Regions from separate parts of the Homo sapiens genome. Here region 2 is linked to region 1. Evidence: chromatin contacts called from ENCODE Hi-C or POLR2A ChIA-PET data. All regions are on one chromosome and are shown on one strand. The core of a region is the stretch at or near the end of the contact, and the rest is flanking DNA. Distances in the headings are between cores, read along the strand shown.

What was found. Hi-C counts contacts between places; a loop is a spot of excess contacts on that map. ChIA-PET counts read pairs that join two places held with the same protein, here RNA polymerase II (POLR2A). Pooled maps may share reads with other maps.
Region 2: a loop to region 1 is called in a pooled map, with 6 times the contacts of the local background. The contact joins the promoter of MINDY2 here to the promoter of RFX7 in region 1. A Hi-C loop is called at or near these places in 1 of 37 single-sample maps with no recorded cell type and 5 of 50 pooled maps. POLR2A ChIA-PET finds 5 or more read pairs at or near these places in 2 of 52 experiments (B cell and activated T-cell).

What each region holds. Positions count from the first base shown.
Region 1 is chr15:56,242,432-56,248,301 of GRCh38, forward strand. It overlaps RFX7 (regulatory factor X7), which reads right to left and starts at 1,448. Exons shown (of 10, transcript NM_022841.7): 1 at 1,014-1,448; 2 at 694-856. The coding sequence starts at 854. It overlaps LOC124903569 (laforin-like), which reads right to left and starts at 2,387. Exons shown (of 3, transcript XM_047433428.1): 1 at 2,303-2,387; 2 at 1,552-1,748; 3 at 920-1,451. The coding sequence starts at 2,387. The coding sequence ends at 1,002. It also overlaps a transcript of TEX9 not described here. RefSeq lists silencers at 974-1,043, 1,134-1,193, 1,344-1,633, 2,124-2,173 and enhancers at 1,420-2,065, 2,066-2,711, 2,424-2,473, 2,712-3,357.
Region 2 is chr15:58,768,702-58,774,905 of GRCh38, forward strand. MINDY2 (MINDY lysine 48 deubiquitinase 2) reads left to right here and starts at 2,601. Exons shown (of 9, transcript NM_001040450.3): 1 at 2,601-3,534. The coding sequence starts at 2,695. It overlaps MINDY2-DT (MINDY2 divergent transcript), which reads right to left and starts at 2,273. Exons shown (of 2, transcript NR_135474.1): 1 at 1,686-2,273; 2 at 1-178. RefSeq lists an enhancer at 1,538-2,463 and a silencer at 2,276-2,555.

The sequences.
Region 1 (5,870 bases), core at 198-2,697:
TCCATCAATGGTTTCTTTTAAAAAGACATACAAATGGCAAGACATTTGATTCCCTATATTTTAATTTAAAAAAAAACCACTTTGTTGTAAACTACCATCTTAAAATATTTTATACTAAAAAAGCACTTTCTTCACAATCAATGCAAAGAATAAACTCCCTGAAAAAGAAATTTAATATTAGGATAAGGGAGGCAAAAACATTCAGAAATAGCAGCTAACCCAACTGAAAGGAAGAGACACATTAGGTTTTGTGCTGCATATTAATATTCTTACGCACAGTATCTGTTTGGTGAAAATTCACAATACACTTCTTCCTCCTTCTATGGCTGCAAAAAGGAGTAAACACATTTCACATTCTCCAGTTCCAAATTCATGCCACCATCATGCAATATGACTTAATTTCGACCCATATTTCTGTTACAATGAGTGAAAAAATAAAACCAAAAAACTTGTTTATCTGCACTCACAATTGAGGAAGGGGTAAAAGCATTTTTTAGCTAAGAAGACAGGGGCTGATTGATGCAAAGTCCGCACACCTCCAGAGATCCTACAAATGTGCACCCGACTGGGGAAAGCCACATTCAATGAATGCATCAGCCTCCTCCTCCGCTCCCCCCGCCCGCCGCCCCCCACCCACTTTGCAGCAGAAATGTGCCTGGGCTTTTTCACGCGAGCGATGGAGGATCCTCTTACCAGATGGAGTTCTTGATCTTGTGTTGCAGCGCGCTGGCCTCTGTCCCTGGCAGCCCGGGCACAAGGGCTGGCAGGGCCACCCCCGAGTTGGGGGCGCTGGGGGGAAGCTGCTGATGGGCATCAGGCTGCTGTGGTGGCGGCTGTTGTTGTTCCTCTGCCATCGCTGCAGAGGGGTGGGAGGGAGGGAGGGAAAGATGGGGGCGCGGGGAAGGGTGAGGGAAGAGACCGGGAGGGGAGGACGAAGGGGGGAGAGGAGGAGGGGGAGGGGGAGGGGAAGAGGAGGAGGAGGAGGAAGGAAGCTGGATAAGCTAGGCCTTTACCCCAGGGCTCGAGTGAGTCGCTTTCGCCTGCCGCCTGGGGAACATCACCGGGGAGACCAGCGGCTCCTCACGGCCGGGGCGCTTCACCGCGGGAGAGGCATGGCGGCGCCCCTCAGCCCCCCGCTGGCGCCGCCGCCTCCTCCCGTCAGCGGCCGGGGCTGTGGGGGGGTGAGATGGGGGCGTTTGAAGACGAAGTGGGGGGGGCAGGCTCCCCCCAAAATCCAAGAAGAACGGTTGCTCAGGGATTTGGCGGCCAAGCCTTCCTTCCTTGTCCCCGGGGCTTTCTACTGCCGGGTCCCCGTGCTGCTGCAGCCCCAGGCACCGCTCCACGCCACTCCCCACGCCGCCGCCGCCGCCGCCGCTCGCTCCCGGCCCCGCCGCCGCCGCGGCCGCCGCTGCCCTGCCAGCCCCGGAGGCAGCCCAGTGCGCGCAGCCGCACTGCGGCCCGGCGCAGACCGCACAACACCTACCGCTCCGCCGGGGGGCGTGGACCAGGGTGTGCGGGCCGCGGGCGCGACGGGCCGGGATGGGGGCGCACGGCGCGGAGGGCGGCGCGGGCCAGCGGGCCAGGGAAGCGCGCCGCTGGGGGCCGGGAGGAGTCCGGCCCGGCTGGTGGAGAGCAGGAAAACGTGGGGGAGGTGCTGGCGAGAGAAAGAGAACTTGCGTGAGGAGGAGGAGGAGAAACCAAATTTAATAATATTTGGCGTGGAAATGGGATTTGGGCGGGGGAGGCATCTTCAAAGCAAGTAAAGAGAAATCAACATTATCCCCCTTCCCCTGCACATGCATGTGAGGATTACTTCCTCCCTGAGTAAATGAAGAGAACTGAAGCAGGTAAGACGATAAACTGACTTTTCAGAAGCCCCCAAAGAAGAACACCCGTTGGAATTAACCACCCTTTAGGTAATTCGGTCTTGAACGGAAATCGCGAGTCAGGAGCTGGGTTGAGTGCTCCTCGGTCGGGCATTCAAAGCCCTCCAAATCTGGCCCCACTTTAACTATCCAATCATAGCGGCCTCCATCCCCCTGCAAGAACTCCCGGCTCCAATCAGGGAAGTCTCCATGCCATCCTCAACGCGCAGCAGATTCATTCTTCCTTCGTGCCTTTGCTCATGCTGTTCCCCTCCACCTCCCCACCCCACCCCACCCCCTTTCCAGGAATGCCCTCCCTCCTTTATACCGCTCCCAATTCCACCCAGGCTCTAAAGCATAGCTCAAGTCGCGGCTTGTCAGGGTCCCTGCAGCCAAGGCCACTGCCTGCCTCTGAAAGAAACGCATGTAGTACTCACAACATGGAGGCTCAGGCGTCAGCCACGAGCTCCTTCCTTTGGAGCCCGTTGAACACCCGCCCTCCCCCCGCAGACTCCGCACCATTCCCCCCCTTCCCATTCATACCTAAATGATAGCTTTGCCACAAATAAGTCAGTCTCCTTTAAGAGCAGAAGAATTGGCTTTTCTAGGTGGGGCTGATCAGGGAGGCTGCGTGGATGTAGAATACAACAGCCAAGGCCTCTGGCACCAAATGGAACAGCTGTTCAGCTCACACTGACCTTTCTTTGGGCCCGTGGGTGTTATGAGCCCTTCAGCTTTAACTTTTCTGATAGAGTGTCTATCAGGTTTCTACCTGTTAGATCCTCTGGCCACTTTCCTGCTGTGTGTGGACTTTGGGCTGTGGGGCTCTGCCACCTTTTAGACTCCTAGTGGATGGTGAATCTGATTGGCTTGGGTTGCCTGGCCTTTGAGTTCTCAGTTCCCTGCCTTGGCCTGAAACCCTCTTGCTTTTGTCCACTGTGCCCTCTCTCCTGGCCCACAGACTTAAGGCCCAGACTCACACTGAATGCTTGCACGTGGTGAGGGTTGAGGGTGGGGGTGCAGGGAGGAAGAACACCTGTGTGCAAAATAAGCCGCCCCCCCGCCCCCGGGGCCTCTTGGATTACGCTGTGCTCCAACTACCCATTGCACGAGTTGCATCACACAAATGAGCCCCCTTTTCCATACTCTAAGGTCTCTATTAGCTTAGCCACTTTAGGAAACTATAGGTGGTTTACGACATTCATTTTGCATACATATCTTCATGTGGGTGTGTAAAGACAGTATTTTTGTGGACCTAATTGATAGACATGGTGTGCACTAGACAGAAGCTTTGAAGGATAAAAATAGCTAATGTTTGTTGAACACTTTGTGTGCCAGACTAGCACTTTCCATACATTATCATAGTTATTCCTCCCCAAGAGTGTATAATGTAGGTATTATTAGTCTCCCTCTGTTACAGATGAAATGGAAGCTTAGGTTAATTAACATTCTTAAAATTACCCAATTAGTAAATGCAGGAGCCAAAATTTGAGTCCTGGAAGTTTAATTCCAGAGCCTGCAAGCTATGCTGAAACTGGAATTACGCTGAAAAATCTTGAATGTAGGTATATATATACGTGTGTGTGTGTATGCCCTATATCACGTTGAGGAAAGTTGCCAAGTTCCCCAAGGTTCTAATTTTTTGCCTTGCCAAGAGAGAATGATGGCTCCAAGTTGCAACACCCTGGGAGGGGGAGATCCTTAGGAAGTGGGAGAGTCATCGAGGGGGTAACGTATCTAAGGTCTGCCAAAGGCCTTAAGAAAAGGAAGCCGAGAACCAAGACGTTTTATAAAAAGTTCGCTACCGGGTGTCACACAGGCTGGCTTCCCAAGTGCAACTTCTGAGAGTTTTTAATGGGTTCCATAAAAGAGCCAGGTCACCCCAGCAGCCACTAGAGGGCTCACGAAGCTGCAGCCGCGGGCTGCCCTCTAGCGGCGGTGCTGACCGGAGTGTGGTGGTAAACCTTTTCCGGCCTTCCAGGACCTACAGGGAGTTGAAGGAGACCAGCAATGGGAGGGGTGGCAGAGAGTATCAGACTGAGGAGACCTTATTGCCAGAGTGAGATACCCTTTCAGGGAGGAAAGGGGCAGCCCTCACTACTCACTTAACATCTGGGAGTACAGTGGGTGTTTTGTTCCAGTCTTCAGAGAAGACTGTGAATAAAATCATGACATTAAGAAATCTGATGAAGTTACCCAAAATTTTGAGTGTGGACTCAAGCCAAACCCAGGGACCCTGAATAAAGGCAGGAGTGTAGCCATGTGCTTCTCATATTATGTGGGTTCCTTTGATTGTGCAACCCTGTACTGAGGACCCTCAAGGACCCAGAATCAATGTGGCTCATTTTCTCTGAGCATCATTTTGACTCTCTGGTAAATAAGGTAAGACATTGTAGTAAGCATGACTTTTTAAGATAACACACAAGTATTACCCAACCCTGAGGAGCCTAAGTTTATTCTCTACTGGGAAAGTGTACACCAGAGGAAAATTTTGAGGAACACTGATGTAGTGGGTTAGAAAAACCTGGCCTTGGAGTCAGAAGACCTGGGAATTCAAACCCTCTGTTTCGATCTCTATAAAAATGAAAATAATGATGTACATCAGAGGGTTGCTATAAGGAAAACATGAAAAGTTATAGGTAAACCAGGGAAGTGTTGTCCACATTTAGAGAGTATCTACAAGATGGATTGTCAGCACCTCAAAGGAAATGACTATTTTATTTATCCTAGTAGTCCCAGGACATAATTCCTGACTCCTGACTATTTAATAAATATTTGTGGAATTTAGTAGTTAACTAACCCTCATTTTCCTAGCCCAATCCATTATATTGTCTTGCTCTCTTGTGTCTGTAAACCTTGTCTCCTTTATGAAACTGTAAACATTTTATACTGTCCAGACTGTAGTATATACATTTATCATGCCTGATATATAGCAGTATTGGGCACGGAAAATATGAATAAATAAGACCTGGCCCCAACTTGAAGTAGTTTACATTTTTGTGAAGTAGAGCAACATATTAACATATATAAGATGATGAGTTATAAACATATCCACTAGTGTTGTGGAGTCATAATGGAGGGAGGGATTGGTCTTGCTCAGGGTAGAAGAACTGGAGAAGGCATCATGGCTGGCATTTTAATTGGGTCTTGTTGGATGAATAGGAGTTGAGTAGGCAGAGCAACAGAGGGAAGATGATTTCAGATAAAGGGAGTAACATGAGCACTGGTGTGAAGCCATGAAAGGGTACTGTTTGCTGAAGGAATAATGCATAGCACGGTGTTGACTCTGTGATCAGATCCTAAAGTAGTATAGGCGAGGGAAAAGAAGGAGAGAGAGACAAAAACCCACTTTACAAAATGTTACTTTGCATTATAGTTAGGATCGTTCTATCAAAGGAAGGCCTGAAAGTCGGTTTCATTATTGGTACATACTGATTAAGTGCTGAAAGTATACATTTCACTTCCACAAAGTATGGTGGTTTACCAGATATGGAAAAGGTAAAGTTCTACCCTGTTCTCCTTCTTTCCCAACTTGAATATAAAAATAAAATACTCCTCTCATCCTCTTTTCCCCTGATCATTACTTCCTCTGTCTTTTTCCATTGCAAGCTTTCTCCTCTAGAAGCTGAAAGTAGAGTTTAATGACCTACATGTTATTTAAGAGAACAAGGAAAGAAGGCTTTTCACCTCTCCCAATTCTTCCTTGATAGCAGAAAGTGATGGATAATTTCTTTCAGCTAAGCTGTTGTCTTTCAAAGTGCAAGTAGTCCTAGGAGGGCTTATATATATATAAGTTTCAATGCTGTAATGTGATTGAGCTTTCTTTCAGTCTTTAATAGCATTAGAGAGAAGAGGATGTGGGAGGGAGTGAAGAGGAGAAAAATAAAAGCAGCAGCAAGATTACAGAAGAGGGAAGTTGGGGGGTTCAGAACTAAGTTAATATTGGCAAATTTTGATACATGTTCTCAATACCAAGAGTGCTAATGTAAGTATGCTGTGAAAATG
Region 2 (6,204 bases), core at 1,351-3,850, 2.5 Mb after region 1:
TTCAATGGTCACGTTCCTTGTCCACTTTCATGCTCCTCCCATACTCCTGGTTCCTCTTTGAAGCTCGTAGTAGATAGCGGTAGAAGAAACAGTGAAAGTCTTAAAGTCTTTGATCTTTCTTGTAAGTGCAGAGAAGAAAATGCTGACGTATGCTGCCTTCTCTCTCTGCTTCAGCTACCTAAAAGAGAAGGCCCCCGCCATCCTGTAATCACGTGACTTGCTTCATCTTGTCAATCACTTAAAAGATTCACCCTCCTTACCCTGCCCCCTTGTCTTGTATGCAATAAATATCAGCGAGCCCAGCCGTTCGGGGCCACTACCGGTCTCCGCATCTTTACGGTAGCGGTCCGCCGGGCCTAGCTGTTTTCTCTTTATCTCTCTGTCTTGTGTCTTTATTTATTACAATCTCTCGTCTCTGAACACGGGGAGAACACCCGCTAAGCCCCGTAAGGCTGGACCCTACAGTTGGACATATACCATAGTATCATGTCAATGCGGATCACAAGGTCAGAAGTTAGAGACCAGCCTGGCCAAGGTAGTGAAACCTCGTCTTTACTAAAAATACAAAAAAAATTAGCTGGACCTGGTGGCGTGCGCCTGTAGTCCCAGCTACTTGGGAGGCTGAGGCAGGAGAATCACTTGAACCCGGGAGGTGGAGGTTGCAATGAGCTGAGATGGCGCCACTGTACTATAGCCTGGGTGACAAAGCGAGACTGCGTCTCAAGTGGGAAAAAAAAAAAAAAAAAAAAAAAAAGGGGCACAGTCTTCTGCATTCTCAGGTAAACAAGAATATAAGTATCCAACATTCATGTATTATATGTAATACATATTATGTGTGGCCGGGCATGGTGGCTCACGCCTGTAATCCTAGCACTTTGGGGGCCGAGGTGGGCAGATCACGAGGTCAGGAGATCAAGACCATCCTGGCTAACACGGTGAAACCCCGTCTCTACTAAAAATACAAAAAGTTAGCTGGGCGTGGTGGCGGGCGCCTGTAGTCCCAGCTACTCAGGAGGCTGAGGCAGGAGAATGGCGTGAACCCGGGAGGCGGAGCTTGCAGTGAGCCGAGATCGCGCCACTGCACGCCAGCCTGGGCGACAGAGCAAGACTCCGTCTCAAAAACAACAACAACAACAAATTAGCCAGGCATGGTGGCGGGCGCCTATAGTCCCAGCTACTCGGGAGGCTGAGGCAGGAGAATCGCTTGAACCCGGGAGGCGGAGGTTGCAGTGAGCCAAGATCGTGCCACTGCACTCCAGCCTGGGCGACAGAGAGAGACTCCGTTTCAAAAAAAAAAAAAAACAAAAGCAAAAACAAAAACAAAAAAACATATAAGTATGTATTAAAAAATAGCAATAAGAAAAAAAAAGACAGTAAGCTCCATGAAGATATAAGCTCCGTGATCCACTATGGCATCTCCAGTGACAGACAGCATCCAGCAACTTACTTGGTACTAAAATGTATTAAAGGAATGAATGAAATACTACTTTGCAATCTTGTCTGCCTTCTCTAACCAACAGAGGTGCAAAAATATCACATTCTAATTATGTATCAGGTATTTATATGTCTGCGAAGGAAGACCTGTCTCGTTAATTTTTTATCCCCAACAGCCTAGAAAATGTTGAAAGAAAAAAGATGGGGGAAAAAGCCCTTTTCTGTAACAAGTTAGAATAGGACCCACATACATTTTGTTACTAACAAAACGTCCAGCTTGTCTTTCTTCTTTGAAAACTGCATGGCCTTAAGAGGAGTCCATTCTAATTAGGAAAAAAGTCACCTTTTCAGAAGCAGGCGCTTCCCACTCCATGCAAAGTGAAGCCAAGTTAGCAAAACCGCAAAGACTTGGCTAATTCAAATACAAGCTAATTTATTATTATTGGCGCAAATTAGCCACTTTCTTTTGCTACGCATGTCAATGTCCACAATCATACCGACCCTTTCCTGTAGGGCGAATGTCTCACCAGTAGCTGGTGAGAAGCACAGCTCTTCTCAGCCAAAACCGACAGAGACTGGAATTTGTGCAGTGCAGTAATCCAAAGCCGTCGAGTAGATATGCCTGCTTTAAAATCTGCATCTCGTAAGAAATGCCTTAATTTTCCATATTAGGAGCTGAGAAACCAAGTCCCCTGAGCCCTTCAGGGACAAGTTCTTTTCCAAATACTACAACCACCTCCAACCACCCAACAATGCCTCAGGCCGAGGGTGGGCCACACGCGACCCAGCGCTAAAGGGTCACAGCCAAGCTGTCCGCCTCCTGCCTTCCCTTTAAAGAAGCCGCACACAAGGGAGCTGCCCGGGAGTTCAACTTCCGGCCACATAGTGAGAGGATGTTTTCCTACTGGAGCTGAGCCGCGGGGGCGCGCCCCCCGGCCGCGCCCTCCTAGCCACGCCCTCCACGCCCGGCCTTCCGAGAGCGAGCTCGGTCGGACGCACGGAAAGGGCTGGGCCACGTGGGCGGCTGCTGAGTGGTTCGCCTTCGCCTCTCAGCGCGCAGTCAGGCGGAGGCAAGCTCAGAGCGCACGGACAGAGCGGTAGCGCGCGCCCGCGCGCGTTCTTAGTACTCTCCCCGGTGACGTGCCTGACCGAGGCCGCGCCAGGGCGCTGTTGCTGCCAATACAGCTGTCATGGCGTCCAAGGCGCTGGCTGCGGAGAAGTGGCCGCGGTCTCCATAGAGCTGGGGGCGGGCGGCCCGGTATGGAGAGCAGCCCCGAGAGCCTGCAGCCGCTAGAACACGGGGTGGCGGCCGGGCCAGCGTCAGGGACAGGTTCTTCGCAGGAAGGGCTACAGGAGACCAGGCTCGCCGCTGGTGATGGTCCTGGGGTATGGGCGGCGGAGACCAGCGGCGGGAATGGGCTGGGGGCGGCGGCCGCCAGGAGGAGCCTCCCGGACTCGGCTTCTCCCGCGGGCTCTCCTGAGGTTCCCGGACCCTGCAGCTCCTCCGCGGGTTTGGACTTGAAGGACAGTGGTTTGGAGAGTCCTGCTGCCGCCGAGGCGCCTCTGAGAGGGCAGTACAAGGTGACCGCCTCCCCGGAGACAGCCGTGGCCGGAGTGGGTCATGAGTTGGGTACCGCCGGAGACGCGGGAGCCCGCCCGGATCTCGCCGGCACCTGCCAAGCAGAACTGACCGCCGCCGGCTCCGAAGAGCCCAGCAGCGCCGGCGGCCTCAGCAGCAGTTGCAGCGACCCGAGCCCTCCTGGGGAATCTCCGAGCCTGGACTCTCTGGAGTCGTTCTCTAACCTGCATTCTTTTCCCAGTAGCTGCGAGTTCAATAGTGAGGAGGGAGCGGAGAACAGGGTCCCTGAGGAGGAGGAGGGCGCGGCGGTGTTGCCCGGGGCTGTTCCTCTGTGCAAGGAGGAGGAGGGGGAGGAGACCGCTCAGGTGCTGGCGGCCTCCAAGGAACGCTTCCCGGGACAATCTGTGTATCACATCAAGTGGATCCAGTGGAAGGAAGAGAACACACCCATCATCACCCAGAATGAGAACGGACCCTGCCCCTTGCTGGCCATCCTCAATGTTTTGCTCCTGGCCTGGAAGGTACATTCTGCAGCTTTCTACTTCCTACAGCTTTTGGGGTGGAGGAAAACGGGGTGAGGGAGCTGCTGCATGTCAGGTGATGGCTTCCTTTCTTTCCTCATTCATCAGTCCCCTTCTTACATGAAATTCATTCCAAGACTTCCATGTTGAAGGAATATTCCTTTATACATATATCGAAAAGAATTGCCCCTAACCTCAGTCTTCTCTTGTAGTGTTTAAGAGTTCAACATTCAATTGTGGTTGATACACTTAGAAACAAGAAGGACTTAGAGCATCTTAAATCTTATGATTATTTTAAACTATAATTTCCTACATTTTCTTACTGACCTTATCACATATGCAAAAAAGTGAAGAATTGGAGAAAGTAATCTTCAGAAGTTACCATCAATCCGTGATATCATGGACTAAGTTTTCATGGTTATATTTAGTTTGATTTCCAACTAATGCCCCATTTGTGTGTAGATACTTAAGAGAATGGTGATGGGGAAGATGTGGCTCTTTAGACAAATTCCATTTAAGGAAAAGCATTGGTCTGAGACCCAATTACCGTAACTTCTTGGTTTTCAAAGATTGTTTTCATTTTATGCATGATTTTTACTTGCCTCATTTCTTTGGCTCTCCTTAAATGGTTTGGCATTATTACCAGTAACCATGCATCCGAATGTGTTAAGGGAGCTAAAACTCTAAAGAACTAAAATAAGAAAAGGTATGTCTAAGGTGAAGGAGCAAAAAAGGGAAAGACCCTTAAAAATAGGTATGTTGAGGACTCAGAGCGAGTTACCTGTCAAATGAAGTGTCTCATTTAAGCTTGCAGTGTTAGGGTGCTGAGAAGATGCATCTCACAGCACCTATTTTATTTTCAAATTGATAATTATATCTGTAGATGCAATGTTTCCTAGGAAAAAAAAACAAAACAAACTGGGTGTGGTGGTGTGCGCCTGTAATCCCAGCTACTCCGTAAGCTCAGCTACTCTGGAGGCTGACACAAGACAATCGCTTGAGCCCAGAAGTTTGAGACCAGCCTGGGCAATACAGTGAGACCCTATATTAAAAGAAAAAGAAAAATAACCTGGATTCTTCTAAACACTTAGGTAGAAAATCAAGTAAAGGGAATAGTGTTTATCAAACATGCCTTTATCTTCCTGTCGCTAGCAAGGACTGATAGAAAAGAAATAAAATTAGAAACCTTGCCATTGTCTGGTGCATAATGGCACTGAGATGTTTTAAGTGAAGACAGTACCTGCCCTTAAAAGGCTGTCAAGCTGTTTGAGGTGGCATCATTAACTTACTGGAAACTGTTTAAGAACAAGAAATAGTAAGTTATATGAGACAAGTGGTAGGTAAACTGTGGTAAATCTGTGGAAATGCATTTGATATTCAAAAAGGGGACATTTTCCTTTGGTATGGCGTAGTCCTAGAAAACTTCATGGGATTTATGGGTCTTGAACCAATCTTTTTTTTTTTCGTTTGTTTGTTTGTTTTAAAGACAAATTAGAGCAATTTAACAGATCTTTTAAGGAAGAGAATTTAGAATAACAGGGAAATGGAATTCCCAGGGGAGAGAAGAGTATAAACCAAAGGAATGAAAATAGAATGGATATTGTGTGTTTATATGTTTATTACATGACAGAAGTGGTAAGCTAATGTTGGAGAATAATGAAAAATAAGGTTGAAAAGGTGAACAAGAGCCATTTGATAAGGGCCCTCAACTAGGGAGTTAGTTAGACTTGCTCTAACGGGCCAGAGTCCCTAATCTTTTTTGTAGGAAGGAATAACTATTATTTTCCTTTAGTCTTTTTTCTTATGTAGTACTGCAGAAATTCAGAGGAAAGGGCAAGTACTGTGGTGTGGAGTATTTGGGGATAGATGCATATTAAACTGACTCATTCAATTCAGACAGATTCAAGTGAATGATCAAGTGTTTGGGTTCCCACTGTGCGTGAGGTACTAGAAATGCAAAGATGAGGCCGGGCGCGGTGGCTCACGCCTGTATTCCCAGCATTTCGGGAGGCCGAGGCGGGTGGATCACCTGAGGTCAGGAGTTCGAGACCACCCTGGCCAACATGGTGAAACCCCGTCTCTACTAAACATACAAAAAATTAGACGGGCATGGTGGTGGGCACCTGTAATCCCAGCTACTTGGGAGGTTGAGGCAGGAGAATCTCTTGAACCCAGGAGGTGGAGGTTGCGGTTAGCCGAGATCACGCCACTGCACTCCAGCCTGGGCAACAAGAGTGAAACCCCGTCCCAAAAAAAGAAAAAAAAAAAAAAAAAAGGAAATGCAAAGATGAGTATGATGCAAATCTGCCCTCGTGTAGCTGACTATCTAGTGGGATGACAGACATATAAACAATAATTACAGTGCAATGTGAGAAGCTCTAATATGCTATGGAAGTGCAGAGAAAACGGTAATTGGGGAGGGGATTATCAAGGGAAGACTTCATAGAAGAGATAACCTGTGAACTAGATCCAAAGGATGAGTGAGAGAAGACCTTCTGGGCAAAGAGAATAGTGTATTGAAAGATACTGAAGCAGAAAAGGGTTTCTTCTACTTGGAACCTTCAACCTTGGTTGAAGTGTGCAGCATAGGAGGTAAACGAAATGGTGGTAATAGCAGGACATAAAATTGATGGGTTTTATCAGACTGTGAATGAGCAAGCATGCTAATGA